2 separate regions of the Homo sapiens genome follow, and region 2 is linked to region 1. Evidence: chromatin loops called from intact Hi-C (ENCODE). Cell type or tissue: PC-9. All regions are shown on one strand.

Region 1 (8,000 bases):
TGGGCTTGAAGTGGTGCGACCTACCTTATTTTCTATTGTTATCTAAAGGAACGCCCATCTCCAGGCAGGATGGCATAGTAGTCAGTGAACTGAAATGGAAGTAAGAATGCACTGGCCGTTTTCCTGTTCTGTAAACTGCAAAATGAATACAACTCTCTCCACTCATCCCCTCAACAAATATGAAACCAAAAAAATCATAATTGTGTAATGTTCTATTACTTATAATTCTTTGGTAAAGCATTTTGACTTGGGAATCAGAAAACAAGATTCTTGTCCCTGGACCAGCTTTTTAGTCCTGCTGAGCCTCCATTGCTTTATTTTAAAAGCATAGAAAAAAAGGAAAAGCTAAATTATCTCTAAGATCTTTTAAGTTATATATATTTATGTGACATACAATAATTATATATAAATTATGTGTGTAAGTCTGTACGTATATGTATATGTACTTATGTTAATAGTTAAATCGACATCTACTTATCTACACTAATATCAGCAACAGTGAAGTAATTGCCCAATAATCCCAAAACAGAAAATAGTTTAAAATCCAGTGTTTCGTTTTGGAGTGCATAATTTAGTGATCTTACTGTAGATTTACTTAAAATAAGGATAGAATAAAATTCTGTTTCCTAGTAACACCATAGTTGGTTGATGCAAGTAAGACATCCAGGAGCATTAAAGGAAATTCACTTGGGTTGAAACAAAATCATCTGCAGATTAATGGCCACCAGCTGAGATCTGACTACAGTTCAATGTGGAGGCTGGCATCAGACAGGCCTAAGTTTGTGTCCTGACTCTTACTTTCCCTGACTAGAATAATCTTAGGCAGGTTATTTAACTTTTTTGAGTCTCAGTTTCCTTACTGGAAAGTGGAGATAATAGTACCTATCTCTCAGGATTGTTAAGGGCAAGAATTGTGCAAGTATGGGGCCTGACATAGGTTGGTGCTTCACAGATGGTAGCCATATTGGCATGCAAGACCTTCCTGGTCATCCACACTCCTGCCCTCAAGGGCAAGGTCAGTCTTGCTTCTCTTGGGTCAGCATGCTGCCTGGGAGTGCAGAGGCTTTTGCCAACCATTTGCATGAGGGGCAAGGACATCTTGACTATAGAAATGAAAGTCTCTAAAATGTGGCCCCTGGAAGAGCCATTCCCATTTGCTTTCCACCATGCTCATGAGGAGTCAGGGGATTTTCGTCATCCCTGTAAATTAGCCTCCAGTTACCAAACTTTAGCTGCCTCTTGCTATAGCAGGCCGATGCCTGGAGTACCCTGGCCAGCTCTCCAGCTAGGAGGGGGTTAAAACCAACATTTGCAGATAAAGAGGTAAACATATTTACATTCCTCTCTTCACACTTTATGCATATGTCATGCAGTGAATAGTTTTAGAGGTCTGTTTGTACTATCTCTCCAGAATTTTTACAGTCTGGAGGACACAAAATCTCTATAAAGTGACTTATTGAAATAGAAGCAGATTGGTAAAACCGTTTCCCTCTTATGAACTGTGAAGAATGATCCTCTAAATGAAATCAGGAAGGAACTGGACAGAATCTTGTTTAATGGTCTGACAAAATGAATCACAACGATTCCAGACATCCATCACTGCTAAAAGGGAACCACAAATGATCTGTGAACCACTATATATTGATTACCCATGTAGTACAAGTGTCGGATTTAATGTTCACACACCATAGAGAGGCGGCAGGGACAGATGGTGCCTTAACTCTTCTTTGATAGATTTTAATGGTGAAATATTGATTTCTGTCTGGCCAAGACCTGCTGTTAGGGGCCAAAGTCATTTGTTGGGTATTGCCGGACACCCAGTTGGCCCAGCGTAATCAATCATTTTTGGCAAGGCAGGTGAAAATCCAGAGAGAAGCACCTTGGAACCCAAACTGGAGCGTGATGTGTCTGAGTCCAGCCACCTAGAGAAAGAGGGAGAGAGAGAGGACTCTTGGAGATTGTGCTTGTAAAGAATTATTAATGATAAGACATGTTTACTGAGGAGAGTCGCAGCGAATCAGAGCTGACATGAAATAGTCCGGGAGCCTCGTGGAGAAAATGAGCCTCTTGCTAAGAGCGACTATATTTTATTTAAACATCCTTCTAAGGCTGAGAACTCAGGTAATCTGTTGTGTTACAAGCCACTGGCTGTTGTTGCTATCCAGAGAGATAACACTGAGGCGCTAATAGGAACACATCAATCACAATCAGGCTGCAATTCCAGCGGTGTCTTGTCCTCCCAGCTCCTCTTTAAGCTCCTTAATAATGGTGATAACATAGTTCGGGGGCTGCTGAGAGGGGCTCTCCCCTCTGAGGGTCATATTCATAAAGTGAATAGCTTGCCAAGTCAGCATCCAGGGAACGGGATCTATGCTGGGGGACTTGTGTGCAGGAGAGGGAGGGGCATGGACCAGCTGGGGAGGGTTGGACTCCAACAGGAGAATTTTCTATCATCTGTTGGTCCCTGGGTTTTGTGATGTCACTTCTGCCTCCTTCCTAAGAAAGGGGTGTGAGTGTGCATATTATATGTAATTATTAAATAACAAGAATCATTTTCTTGGGCAGCTTATAAAATGGTTTAGAAGGCAATTCCCAAAGGGAACCCTCAACATGTTCTGAGTGATGACAACCTCATGGGAATAAGTGTGTGGCTTCCCTGGAAGATTCTGGTGCAAGATATGTCAGGAGGGTGGGGATGGGTGGGGGAAGGGGCCATCCTAGTCTCTGCAGCTCTGTGTCAGCCTCTAACCTATCACCCTCAAGGTTAAGCATCTATTTACTTGTTTGACTCCCCCATAGGTGATGAGTTCTTGAGGGTGGCCATTGTGTCTAATTAATTATTGTATCCTCAGTACCCCAGCACATGGCTTAGGGACTCACAAGATGCTCAATACATGAATATGGCTGAATATACAAGTGCAGGCAGGTGTTTATGTTAAAAAGAAGTCAGACATACTTCCTTGCACCTTTTGACAGTTCACACGAACATGTGTGTGTTATGCATGTACATAAATATATAAATTCATAATAGAATGCACTGACCTTATGAAGACATGCAACACATTTTATATCTACTTGTGTGCTTTACTTTTTATGAAACAGCATAACTTAATGGATAATACACTGGACTCTAGAGCCAGACTGCTTGGATTCAAATCCTGGCTCCACCACTTATTAGAAGATGACTTTGGGCAAGCTGCTTCAAACTTTTGTGCCTCAGTTATCTCATCTGTAAAGTGGGGATAATAACAGTACCTACAATTTGAGGATTAAATGAGTTATTAGATGTGAAGCATTAATAGCAGTTCCCTGCAAACATAAGTATAAATATTTTATGTTATATATTATGCTTAAATTATATGTCTAGCCATGGCATTATATTCAAAATATTTACATAAATGAACGCATATATATGCATTCCTTTAGATAACAATAGAAAATAAGGTAGGTCGCACCATTTCAAGCCCAAAAGCCATATGACCAGAGCCAAGTTGGACAACGGCACGCAGGAGAATACCAGCCTAGGGCACTCAGGGGGCATATATATATGCATCAAAAGCCTTTACATGGTTGGTATTAGGAATCCCAACAAGTATTTGCCTTGTTCTCTTTGATATAGCAAACCCGCGCTTAGAGCCGTACGTTTATCTTGGTGGAGCTTCGGTGGGATGGTGGATATTTTGATTCATGGTAAATTTGTGTACTCTTAACGCTATTTCATGTTGGGGCGTCAGTGGTCGGTACACTTGCCTGACTGTATTTATCTACCAAAACCTGTAAGTGTGTGTCTCTAGCTAAACAAGTGTATATATTGGTATTCATATACAAAGGCGCTGCAGGACAGGAGGAGCCCAGCTTTGTGGACGGCCCAGCTGTGCAACCTGCCCCCAGATGTGAGCCTGCAGGCGGCAGATTCCGCTTAGATTATCTTGCTTACCTAATGATGTTTGCTTCACTGCCTTGCTCGATTGTGTTCACCAGGACGGCAGGCTATTAAAATGTCAAGGCACATTGAATTGTTGTTATCCGGGAGAGAGACCTTTCCAATCAACCTGTGTTGTGGGGGTTGCAAAAACTCCCTCCGAGAAAGCGATTGGAGAGAGGCTTTATGGCTTTTTTACATAGATGGGGGTGAGCGGGGAGGTTGAGAGAGGGCACGGCGGGGGAGGGGGGAGGAGGGGGCGGGGGGAGAGGTGGGGCAGGAGCCCGGGTTTATGGCAGCCGGAGTGTGCTAATTAAAATGCCATCTTCTCAAACAGGTATTGGTGGCTTCTTGCTTTTCCATTTATGGATAACTGCAATATGGCCTTGCCGTTTGGTTTAAAAAAGGGAGAGGGGGAGGTGACTCACAGCGGGCAGTGGCAGTGGGAGCTGCAGTGCTGAGGATCTGGGTGGGGTATAAGGAGCGATTGTAAGGCAGAAACACCAAGGAGTTATATCCCTGATGTATTGGCAGGAAGGGCTAGAGAAAGAAACAAAAACAAAGACTTCCTTGGCCCTGCGCCTGTCCAGGCTCTGCTAAGAGCCACGTTCCCTGCATACAGACGTCGGCGGGCCTTTCTGGGTGACAGTGCTGAGCCGCGGCTGCAGTGTCACCAAGCGGCACCTCGGCCCCGGCCCCGCCCGCGCCAGCTGGGACAGTCTGGAGACCTTCTTTTCATGCCGTCAAGTCTCATTTTGCCAAGGATTTATTTTTCTTCGGGGAGAGAGGGAGAGCGGGGGCAAAGGATGTTCTCTTAAAGTATCCAGCGATCAGAGCCGCTGAAGCCTCCAACCAGAAACTCAAACTTCCCTGGATTGACTTTTCCCCCTTTGTTCACATCATCTCACAAATATTTGGCTTTCCCCGGCCACGTCTGTTCTATTTCTGCTCCGGAGAGATGGCTTTGTTTTTGCTTTCGTGCGGTTCTGCGAGGCGCTCCACGATCCCGCCCCCTGGCATGGCAGCACCTACCGGCGGCGCGAACTCGGCTGCTGTGGGCTGCTGCGCGCTCTCGCCTTTGTCAGTTTCATCAGCCGGCGTTTCAGCTGCGCGCGCGCATGCGCCTGCCCACCCCTCCGCCAGTTCCGGGCTTGCGTCCCCGCCAGGCTCCCGCGCCCGTGGTTCTCAAGTTTCCCGCCCTTCTAGCCCGCGCTACACCCTTCCCAGCTCGCCACTTTATTTTCTCGTTGTTGGCGCAGCCCGTTCTTCCGGCCTAAACCAAATCTCATTTTCGTTCCTCGCCTCCTCCCTCCTTCTCGTGACTGGATTTTGGCAGAGTATCTCTGTGGGGCTACCCCAGATCCCTCAGCCTTGGATCCTTCCATGGGCCATGCTCCTGGAGTGTCACTGGCCAGCGAGACTTGCTTTGGTCTGTTTTCCCCATCTTTTATCTGAAGACTTCTACCCCCACAGCCGCAGCACGCAGTCCGGCGCCGCTTGGGAAGCTTTGGACGGGATGCTCCCTCCTTCTGCTTCCCTAGTAGGGGTGAGGGCCGCATATTTGAGTTCCCAGGCCACTTTTCTCTCCCCTATAGCTTTAAAATGCTTCCTTGAAAGTGTCCGTTTACTTGTCTTGAATTAAATTGGTTTATTTATTTAATCAACACATATTTATTGAGAATCTACTATATTTAAGTATTAACCTGTTGTTAAATGTTGGGGATATACTGGGAAGAAAAACAGACACCTCTCAGCCTCCCATGGCCTATAAGAGATTTTCTCTGGGTCGAGGACCATGCAGTATTTGTTTCTGTAACCTGGAACATATAGATGCTCAATAAGTTTCAAATGGACGAAGGAAAGAAACAAATTCTCTCCCTGCCCTGAGCCACCCCCCATTTTCTATGTGCTGTATCATAATGCCGAAACACAAGCTCACTGTGATAACGTTGGTAGATTTTTCTCAAATTCCTGTATTTTCATTTTCTCCCCCTCTCCTGCTGAAGGTCTTCAGAGCCACCAGGTGGCTTTGGTCCAGTTCTAGCACTCCATTTTATTAAGGCACAGATAGGACAGCGTCAAATATCAAGTGGTTAATTGGTGATGGAGCCCAGAACAGATTTGACCTTGGGCCTCCACAGTCCTAGTCCGTGGCTCCGTAAATGACACATAGACTTGCATGTCCTTGTCTCCTGTGCCTGTCACATGTCCCCCAGCCAGAATGTCAAGAAAATGTTAAAGCAGGCTGGTACCTAGTTTCCATTAAATTCTCTTCTAGGTTCTTCCTGGACTCTCTCTGGCACTGCTTAAGAGGGAGATTAACTTAATGGATATTAAGACATGATTTCCTTTCTTAGCTTCCCCTTAGCCCCTACCCTTGCCCTCAATTAACTGTATGCAGCACAGTAGGCTCAGCTCTATCTTAATTGGATTTTCTGACAATCACCAGTAACTTGGAGCTGAGTGCTGTGCCCATCACCTGGGTCAGTTTATTTCCATGATTAGATTTATTTAATCAACATAACCCCCATGTACCTGGGCTGAGAGGGACAGATAGCTGCCCAAATGTTCCCTGGACATTGTGCTAATGGCAGACTTGATTTCATGCCAGCAACCTTAGCCTCAGCCAGAGCTGGCATTTGAAATCGTCACTGTGGTGGTGAGGCCATGGCTTCGGGGCTCCAGGGGGTGCTGCAGTGATCCAATAGCCTGACACAGGGGGAAGACGAAGAGGGGCATTGGAGGGACTGAGTCACCAGCAGCAAAGGACAGCTCTGCCTCTCCTGTGGTACACTGGGGGCAGCGTGGATTCCATCATATATCAGCTGGGTCTTTTGGCTTCCATCTAAGTTCCTTATCTGTAAAATGGGAATAGTAATGATCACAAGATTGCTATAAGGACTCAATGAGATAAGGTCTATAAAGTGACCATCTCAATGCCTTGCGCAGAGTGTACCCCACCCCTATATTTCTCTGTCTGGTGTAAGTGCACACACGCATGCACACACACACACACACACACACACACACTCACAAGCTTCTTCATACTGGCTGGGATCCTCTTCATTCTTTCACTTTCATCTCATCTTTTGCAATATTTCTTTATTCTCTTCTTCCTTTCCCTGCATTTCCTTTCCTCTTGCTCCCTCTCATTCCCTCTTTTCATTTGGCTGCATTTCCTTATCTTTCTGATGAAGATTTCTCCTCTGCGCCCTGCCCATAATGGGTCCTGTGATCTGGGCAGTTGCTCCTCTGTCTCTCCAGAAGCACTTGTCCTAGCTGGGTTATCCTGTCCTGCAGTCATTTACTTCCAAGTCTGTCCCATCATCAGACTCTGGGCCCCTCGAGGCAGGGACTGTGGCTTGGTCGGCTAGCAAATAGGGGAGACTTGGTAAGGTTGGTGGAAGGAGGCAAAGACTCTTTTTGTGATTCAAAGTCAGTCTTAAAAACTCCAAAGAAGCACCTGGCCACCACTAGTTCCTATGCGGTTTATAAAAATTCGAGAGGCACCTCCTTCCTCCAGCCAGGGAGTCTGGCTAGCTGCATGGAGGATGGGCTGGGCTTTGGCCCTCATTTGCTCCCTTGGTTCAGGGCCTGTGCGTAGGGCGCACTCCATAGCTGTATGAGTTATGCTGTAGAGTAGCCAAGGATGCAGACATGGGCTGCCTGGGCACTGGCCACTTGCTCCTTGAAGTGGACCAGGCTTCTGCTTTTAAAGAAGTCCCTGCCATCAAGCTCCTCCTCGGTCATGTAGCTATTTCCCACTGAGCCTCAGTGGGATGTGGGTAGCTGCCACCCAGTGCGACATAGCTGCCTGCACCCCCATGGACATGCAGTCATTTGGCAGTGGTTGCTACCTTCAAGGCAGTAGAAGGGAAGAGTGCCTCCTTCCTCATTTGCCCTGAAGCTGCCCCCATAGAATGACTTTTCTGCTTTAGTATTTCCCTTGAGGTGATTGTGGAGAAAGGCAATCATCTGTCCAGCTTCTTTTATTAAGTGCCTACTACATCAGGTACTGTGCAAAAGTTCTTTGTTCCTCACAAATCTCCAGGAAGTAGGCAGAGTCTCCTCATTTCAG
Region 2 (8,000 bases), 72 kb before region 1:
GTAATTTTCTGTTTTGACAGGTTTTACTGGAAGTATATGTGATGAGCAGAAGAGGTTATCAGCATTAAATTGTTTTGGTTCTAAATTTGGAACAGTATATATAATTAAAAGTAAGGAACATTAGAGGATTTAATTAGAATAAATACATGTTTTGGAAATACAGTGACCTCTTGCAGTGTCACAAAAGTGCAAAGTGATATTAGCTGTCATCTGCAATACAGAATCTCATTGCTTTTGCACATGGAGCATATAGGAAACTCCAAACAGATCACAATGAGGTTTCTAAATCTGTTGGGTTCTGTCTTCTATTGGGTTCTGTGAAGCAAACCACTGTAGCTTTAGCTGGGTTCAGTCATATGACTCGTTGGTGGAATGCCTAGGTTTTTCATCTTACATGCAGTCTTGGGGGTGGATGAATACATAATTTCTCATGTATTCGTGTATCCATTAGTGAATAGTTCAAGTCTGTTTAAGAGTGTATTGAGATGGCATTCTCTGCATGTTAAAGATCTTAATGGCAACCAGCACCTCTTAAGTATGGTTTAAACATATTCTTAGCTAATTTTTTCCATTAGTTTTTGAAATTGGTGGCAGTTGTCTGATCCACAAGGGCAAGATCTTCTGAGTACTCTGGGGTGTGAGTATGTGTGCACACGTGTGTGTTGGAGTGAGTGAGAGAATGTGTCTGTGCATGTGGCCATGCTTTCCTAGAATGTCAAGTAGATATTTTTACACTTTGAGTTTTAAAGCAATTACTATCAGACTGAGATCTTGTATGCCAAACTTTAATCTGCTTTTATGTTTTCAGGCTGAAGGTGTGAAAATCCTAAGAGGATTTCATATTGAATATGTGTACACAATCTTAACTATCGTGGTGGAAAACATACTACTATAATTTATTATTATATCTTCCAGATAATGTTATTCATTTAGAACAAATAAGGTATATTTTTTAGAATCAACTTTGTAAGCACTATAAAATCTTTAATAAGTTATAAGGTCTATGATGTGTTTACTTTAAAAATTGCTGTTAAAAGCAACACGTATTAAATATGTAATTATCATCTGGGTTAAGAGTCTGTTTTTCTTCTTTGTGGTAAGTCTTAGAATATGGTACTGTGGATTAATCTAATGAAATTAACATATGTGGTTGAAGTTACCAAGAAACGATGAAAAGAAACTAAATATAGTTGACCCTTGAACAACAGGAGTTAGGGGCACCACTCCCCAACATAGTTGAAAATCCATGTATAACTTTTGACTCCTCCAAAACTTAACTACTAATAGCCTACTCTTGATGGGAAGCCTTACCAATAAGAAACAGTTGATGAACACATATTGTGTATGGTATATGTATTATATACTGTTTTCTTACAATAGTGTAAGCTAAGGAAAAGAAAATGTGTTTACTCTTCATTCAGTGGAAGTGGACCATCCTAAAAGTCTTCACTCATGCTATCTTCATGCTGAGTAGTAGGCTGAGGAGGAGGAGGAGGAGGGGTTGGTCTTGCTGTTGCGGGGGTGGAAGAAGATGTGCATTATTAGTGGGCCCACACAGCTGAAAACCATGCTGTTCAAGGGTCAACTGTGTGTGGTATCGGTGAGACTGAATGATTATCGTTGGTGTTCTTAAATTATTTTCAGGTCCTCTAGAAAATAAGATAATTATAGCAAAAAATAAAATTGTTTTGAAATTTTGATAAATATATAAATGTATAGAACCTATTTTTTTCAATGAAAGAAAATGGGAAACATTTTTTAACATTGCTAGATTGGCAGTGCTTTCTTTTATTATTTCAAGTTATGGAAATTTGCACAGTTGAAAACTGGGGATAAATTCTACAAAAGTGCAAGAAAACAATTCAAATTAGCCAGAGCCCTGCTAAAACTTTTAATGTAAAATTTATTTATTTGCACTGAGCTGTTTTACCTTCTTTAAGGCCATTGGGACCTCTCAATGATGCATATGTTTCATACATCTTGTATTTTCCAGGTAGAAGTCAGACTTGGTTAATACCAATAAATACTTCTGTAATCCTATTGGCTCAGTTACCTTTATAATGAAGTATATTCTGTGTAAGGTAATTCTTCCAGTGATGGTCTGAGTAGTAGAGTCTTAGCTTTGTGTGTCTGAAAAGGTCTGTTTCATTCTGAAGAATAATTTAGCAGGCTGTAGGATTCTATGTTCATAGTTTTTTTCCCTCCCTCAGCACTTTGAAGATTTTTAACTCATTGTCTTCTGTCACCTAATGTTACAGATAAGTCTGCCATTACCGTAATTTTCTTTCCTTTGTAGATAATCTATCTTTTCACTCTAGGATATTTGCATGATTTTCTCTCTATCCTCTAACATTTTTCAGCTTCATTATGATTTGACTAGTTGTAGATTTGTTATTTTTTTTTTTTGCTTGGTATTTGGTATGTACTTTCAATCTGTGGGCTCATGTTTTCAATTCTGGAAAATTCTTAAATGTGCCTGCATATTGGAATCACATGGGGACCTATAGAAAATTCTGGTGTCTGGGTTCCACCCCCAGAGACTCTGATACAATTAGTTTGGGGTATGCCCTGAGCATTAGGATTTTTAAAAGTTCCCCAGGTGATTCTGATGTGCAACCCAGGTTGCCACTCACTGGTGTAGTTATGCATAAAATAAGGGGTAGCGTCCAGGTGAGAGAGATGAGATGGGTAGTAACATTGGAAATGAAGAATGAGGGGCACATTTTGGAATAAAATCACCTGAACTTGGTGACTTGGGTGTGAAGGTTAAAGATGAGGAAGAGTCAATGGTAAGTTCATTTTTTTATCTTGAGAAACTAGATGGATGATATTTCCATAAACCAAAAGAGAATGTAGAGAAGCAGGTGAAGGGGTAAAGTTAACAAGTTTGGTTTGATATGTTGAGGTTGAGTTATGTAGGGCACATCTGATAAAGGTATCATAAACACTTGGATATTTGAGTCTGGGATGTAGGATGTAAATGTGGAGTCATCAGCATGTGACCGTAATAAATGATGCCTTAGGAGTGGATGAAATCACATAGGGAGCATGTTATGGTGAAAAGAGAAGAACGATCAAGAGTAGGAGGAAAGCTCACACCTGTCATCCCAGCACTTTGGGAGGCTGAGGCAGGTGGATCATGAGGTCAAGAGATCGAGACCATCCTGGCCAACATTGTGAAACCGTGTCTCTACTAAAAATACAAAAATTAGCTGGGTGTGGTGGCAGGCACCTGTAGTCCCAGCTACTCGGGAGGCTGAGGCAGGAGAATCACTTGAACCCGGGAGACAGAGGTTTCAGTGAGCCGAGATCGTGCCACTGCACTCCAGCCTGGAGACAGAGTGAGACTTAGTCTCAAAAATAAATAAATAAATAAATAAATAAAAATTAAAAAAAAAGAGTAAGAGGAAAACCAGAAGAGTGATGGGATGAAACCAGGGTAGGAGGAAGTTTCAGGCAGAGTAACTGGTACAATGAAGTACAATTGGAAGGATGAATTAATCTTGATGATAAAGGAGAAGGTGTTGTTTTACATTGAAAATGTTTTTCTAACTGCTGTCTCTTAACATATAAAATATCTCCCTGTATACTAATAAAATAGCTCACAAAATAAAGAAAAGCCTGATTATATACTGAGTCTTTTATTGGGAGTGAGGGGATCTGGGGCAACTAGGGAACTTTGAAAGAATGATGGATGTTTGGACAATATCTATGAAGAATGGACATAGTAACTGACTAAAGATGAAGAAAGACTTGCCAGACAGTTTTGAGGCCATCAAGGATCCATGTGAGGATAGAGGTCAGATATTTGCAGTAGAGCCAATTGACATTGTTAACGCCATGTCTTAGTGGGCTCAGCAGCCCAGGAGTGTAGACTTGTCATGATGAAATACATTGATTGTAGCTGAGAATTCACTGGTAGGCATGGCACAAGGATATGTGAAAAATGAATAGAGACTCCCAGTGAAATATCTGCAGACGTTTTCATGGGATCCAGGCAAATTGGGAAAGGAAGTTGAATCAGCAGTGCTGACCTGATGGCATGAGGAAATAGGATGAAGTCAAATGACTGCAAGTGTTGAGATTAAAAATCCAGTTTAAGGGTAAGGTTGGTAGGTTTGGGGTTTGTAATCAGAGAGGAATGTAGTGGATCATTTCCAGATCTTGATAAAGTCCAAGGAGTGTTCTAAACAACTGTATTTACATAGTTCACTGAAGTGAGTAGAAATGAACAGCAGCGGAGTAGAGGTCCAATGCGTGGGTGAACAGATTTTGATGTTGGTATTGATGTTACCTGGAGTGATCTCAAAGGTCAGGTGGGAAGGAAGGGTGTCATCTATACTCTTTTTGACCATTTGAGCAGGTACTTATCTCAGTGCCTTGACTGTATTGGGATTTTAATTAGAATCCCTTTCCCCCCTCTTTTATTTATTTATTTTTATTTTTATTTATTTTTTTCGAGACAAGGTCTTACTCTGTCACCCAGGCTGGAGTGCAGTGGCACGATCTCGGCTCACTGCAACCTCCACCTCCCGGGTTCAAGCAATTCTCCTGCCTCAGCCCCCCCAGTAGCCGGGATTACAGGCACTCACCACCACGCCCGGCTAAGTTTTGTATTTTTAGTAGAGACGGAGTTTTACCATGTTGGCTAGGCTGGTCTTGAACTCCTGACCTCAGGTGATCCACCCGCCTCAGCCTCCCAAAGTGCTGGAATTACAGGCTTGAGTATTTATTTATTTTTTAGATATTTATCATCCTAGGTGTTCTGAGATTTTACTACAATATGTTTAGGAGTGAGTCTTTTTCTGTTAATCATGTTCAGTCAGATATATCTTTTGAATTCTGGGAAATTTACTTCTATATTTGCTGTTAGTGTTCCTTTTTTCACTTTCTCTTTTCTTTTCTTCTAAAAGTCCTCTATTCTAGACATATTTGACCTTCTGTTTCTGTTTTTTTATATAGCCCTTAGCTTTTCTTTGTTGTGTTACCTTCTAGAAGAATTACATAACTGTTGTTCCAGCTCAGCGAGTTGCTCTTCAGCTGTATCCATCCATTCAGCCCATCAGTTGAGTTTTTAATTTTATTGATAGCAATTTTAATTTCTAAGATTACTGTACTTTGAAATGGAAGTATATTGCCCTTCTTGTATTTTTTCTAAGGACATTAATTGCTCTTCTAAAGTTCGAAGCACTTCTAAAGAGCCATTGCAGGGAAGGGTGGGATGAGCCTGCCACCAGCTGATCTCCAGATGTGAGTGCCCCTGGTTTGCCTTGGGCACATCGCCATGCTTCTTGAGACTGTCCACACTTAACACTTACATCATGGGGTAGATACCATGCTGTCTCTGCCTGGTCAAAGGTTGGCAAGTAGGAGAAGTGTAGAAGGGTTGGCCAGACTGGCTGCTTTCACAGAAGCCTGGTTGAACCCATAAGGTCAGTTGCCCTTGGCATTTCCAGCTCCCAGCATCAGCTACCTCTGAGCTTAGGATGCCCCTAGTTTCATATTTAGCAAGTCCTCTCCTTGAGTATTTCAAGCTGTGGTTTCCCTCCATCCAGCTACTCACTCTTGCTTTCAGGGATTCCTTGTAGTTTCTAGTTCACAGAATGTACTTATTTTGCAGTATAGTTGTGGATTCCTTTTCTTTTTAAAAATCTCTTTTCTTTTTGTTATTTCTGTGGATTTAGGGTAGGTGGAAGAAGCTGCAGCATGCCTGCCCAGCTGACCTGATTCAGCTTTCCCCACCACTTTTTGATACCACAAAATCATGCTATCTCCCTGGTCATTTGTCTTTACCTTTCAAAAACTCGGTTTAATTAGGAGCTGAGATAAATAGGTTAAGTCAGTGGTTTCTTACTGGGCCTCAATAAAAATTGGGATGTAGAGGGGTTTTTTCTTCCTTGAAATACATATAGTTCATTCAGTTCATTGTGCCAGCAAGTATACTGGCATCTGCTCTTTTATGCCTCCCTTCTTTTTATCACTGATCAGATCTGTGAAACCTGTCATCTTTGTGATTTACAAGATAGACTTTTCCAGGCTATGTCAACTGTTCTGAAGACAATGTTGTTAAGTATCAGATTTGGCAGATCAGATAGATAATGATGTGCCTTGGAAAGACTGGGCTATTGATGAGCCTCGTGTCAAAACTGATTGCCATATATGGGCGATTTTTCCTTTTCACTGTTTCCCTGGTTTCAGTTTCTGTGAGGATTTTCTTGAACAAGGGCAGTTTTAATTCCAAATCAAAATTGTGCTCTAGTAACTGTGTCCTCTGCTGCTTTCACATGGCAGCATTTATGGCTGCTAATCATTCTGTGGCCTCCCCGAAGGTGGGCTTTAAAAGTAATGGGCACTTGGAAAACATATTGCCATTTAAAAACAATCATTTTTGATTGCCATTCCGAAAACCATAAATCCATCTACTGCTACTGTGCTTCCATGAGACTGTTTCATTTGCAAGATTTGCTTCTCTTTTAGAAACGCTTTTTGAGGAAACTTGCACAGAATGTGATCATGGACCAATTCATTGTGATGAGCAGTTGAGTAGACAAAGCAAAGAAATAACTCAAGTGCTGAAACTGTTTGTTTCAGAAGAAAAGTTTCTAAAATGCATTCACTGGGAATTTCTGCCATTGGATCAAACTCATTTCTATTCCCTTTATAGTCATCACATGTCACTCCTAGATCTTTTGGGAATGTCTGCTCCACCAAAGTATGACAGTGGCAGTTCTGTTTTGAAACGATTCTTTCTGCTTATATTAATAAAAAAGCTTGAGATTTTCTAGCAGGACATTACAGAGAGGCAGAGTGCTGGCCCATCACCTCAGGATCAGCTGGATGCACCTGGGGTGCATAGTCTCACACCCTGGGCTTGAGAAGCTTGCAGACTGACAAATTTAAGATGAAACTTAAAAGATGTTTATAAAGACAAATCTCTGTGGAATTTTCAAAGTCCCAGATCCTAGTGCATATCAAGATCCTGTCTGTCCTTGAGAAGGCACGTCAGGGCATGTTGAAGCGTGTCTTCCCAGAATGTGTGTAAAATTCATACTAGAGTTGAGTTTGGTTCAGCTTTTTTCCCCAGAAAGAATAAGTTAGTGATCCTTAAATATTGTTTGGTAATCTGATTTTGAAATGGCAGCTTGTTTTCATTGATTTGTAACTTGGCTTTACAATAACCGGGTTTATTTCCCACTTACGTGACATGTACAGTCTGGTTTGTGGGAGACTGTGCCCCACTGCAGACAGGCAGCCTCACTCGCTTGCCAAGGCAGGGGAAGAATGGGCATGGGTTCTCAAACTCACTCTTCTCTGCTTGGGCCTAGAAGGAATGTACTGCACTTCTGCTCCACACATTGGCCAGAACTAATCCTGTGGCCCTAACTGCAAGGGGGCTGGGATGTGTAACCCCTCCTCCAAAGGGAGAGGAGAACCAAATATTGGTGATCCCTGGTAATGTCTGCCACAGTTGTAAAACGTTTTGCGGTGCTCTGTTCACAATAGAATACTTTACTCCCTTAGTGATTGATAGTGAACATGACTATAAGAAAATAGTTTTTGGTGGCAAAGTTTAAAACAAAATTATGGTCTTTACCTAAAGTGTAAACTTTGTGTCTAAGTCTTGGAGTGGTGAGAAAGAAGGAAGGGATTCACTTTCATCTTTTCCTCTCGCCTAGAAGGAGAAATGTGTGGGAGGGAATGAACCAGGTGTCTTCCTGGTGCCTCCTGGGAATGTCCCCAGCACACGTCTGTGGGTATTGACGCCATTTTACGGCTGCCAACATCCACATTTTTCTGGGTGGCACAGCAGAGTTTCAAACCCTGGTTTGACTTCACTCCAATGACCAAAGACTTTCCTCATCACCACAGACCTGTCTGCTGTCCCTGAAAGTCCCTTCGCTGACGCTCCTGCCTCATGTTGCATATGCATTTCTGACGGAATTCCAATGCCGTCGCTTAGAATAAGTGACTTGGCATTGTGGGCATTGCTGATAGGAATG

Evidence for each region. Peaks named below come from ENCODE experiments on the same cell type or tissue, not always from the same donor. Only the 100,000 strongest peaks of a DNase experiment are listed, where the experiment ranks them.
Region 2: a loop joins it to region 1, with 5 times the contacts of the local background. A loop is called at or near these places in 11 of 110 quality-filtered maps.

What each region holds. Positions count from the first base shown.
Region 1 is chr2:118,181,401-118,189,400 of GRCh38, forward strand. It overlaps THORLNC (testis associated oncogenic lncRNA), which reads right to left and starts at 4,986. Exons shown (of 3, transcript NR_144530.1): 1 at 4,831-4,986; 2 at 3,938-3,990; 3 at 1,522-1,922. LOC105373578 (a long non-coding RNA gene) reads right to left here. Exons shown (of 5, transcript XR_923249.3): 5 at 6,573-6,780. RefSeq lists enhancers at 4,971-5,150, 5,291-5,340. In PC-9, a CTCF peak has its summit at 4,685; DNase peaks (open chromatin) are centred at 4,451 and 4,991; H3K4me3 peaks cover 2,215 bases; H3K27ac peaks cover 2,111 bases.
Region 2 is chr2:118,108,958-118,116,957 of GRCh38, forward strand. It overlaps INSIG2 (insulin induced gene 2), which reads left to right. Exons shown (of 6, transcript NM_016133.4): 6 at 1-2,040. Among named protein-coding and RNA genes, the nearest start is that of INSIG2, 24 kb to the left of the region's middle. RefSeq lists an enhancer at 6,792-7,991. In PC-9, no CTCF peak of the experiment used is centred here; a DNase peak (open chromatin) is centred at 4,114; H3K4me3 peaks cover 851 bases; H3K27ac peaks cover 4,971 bases.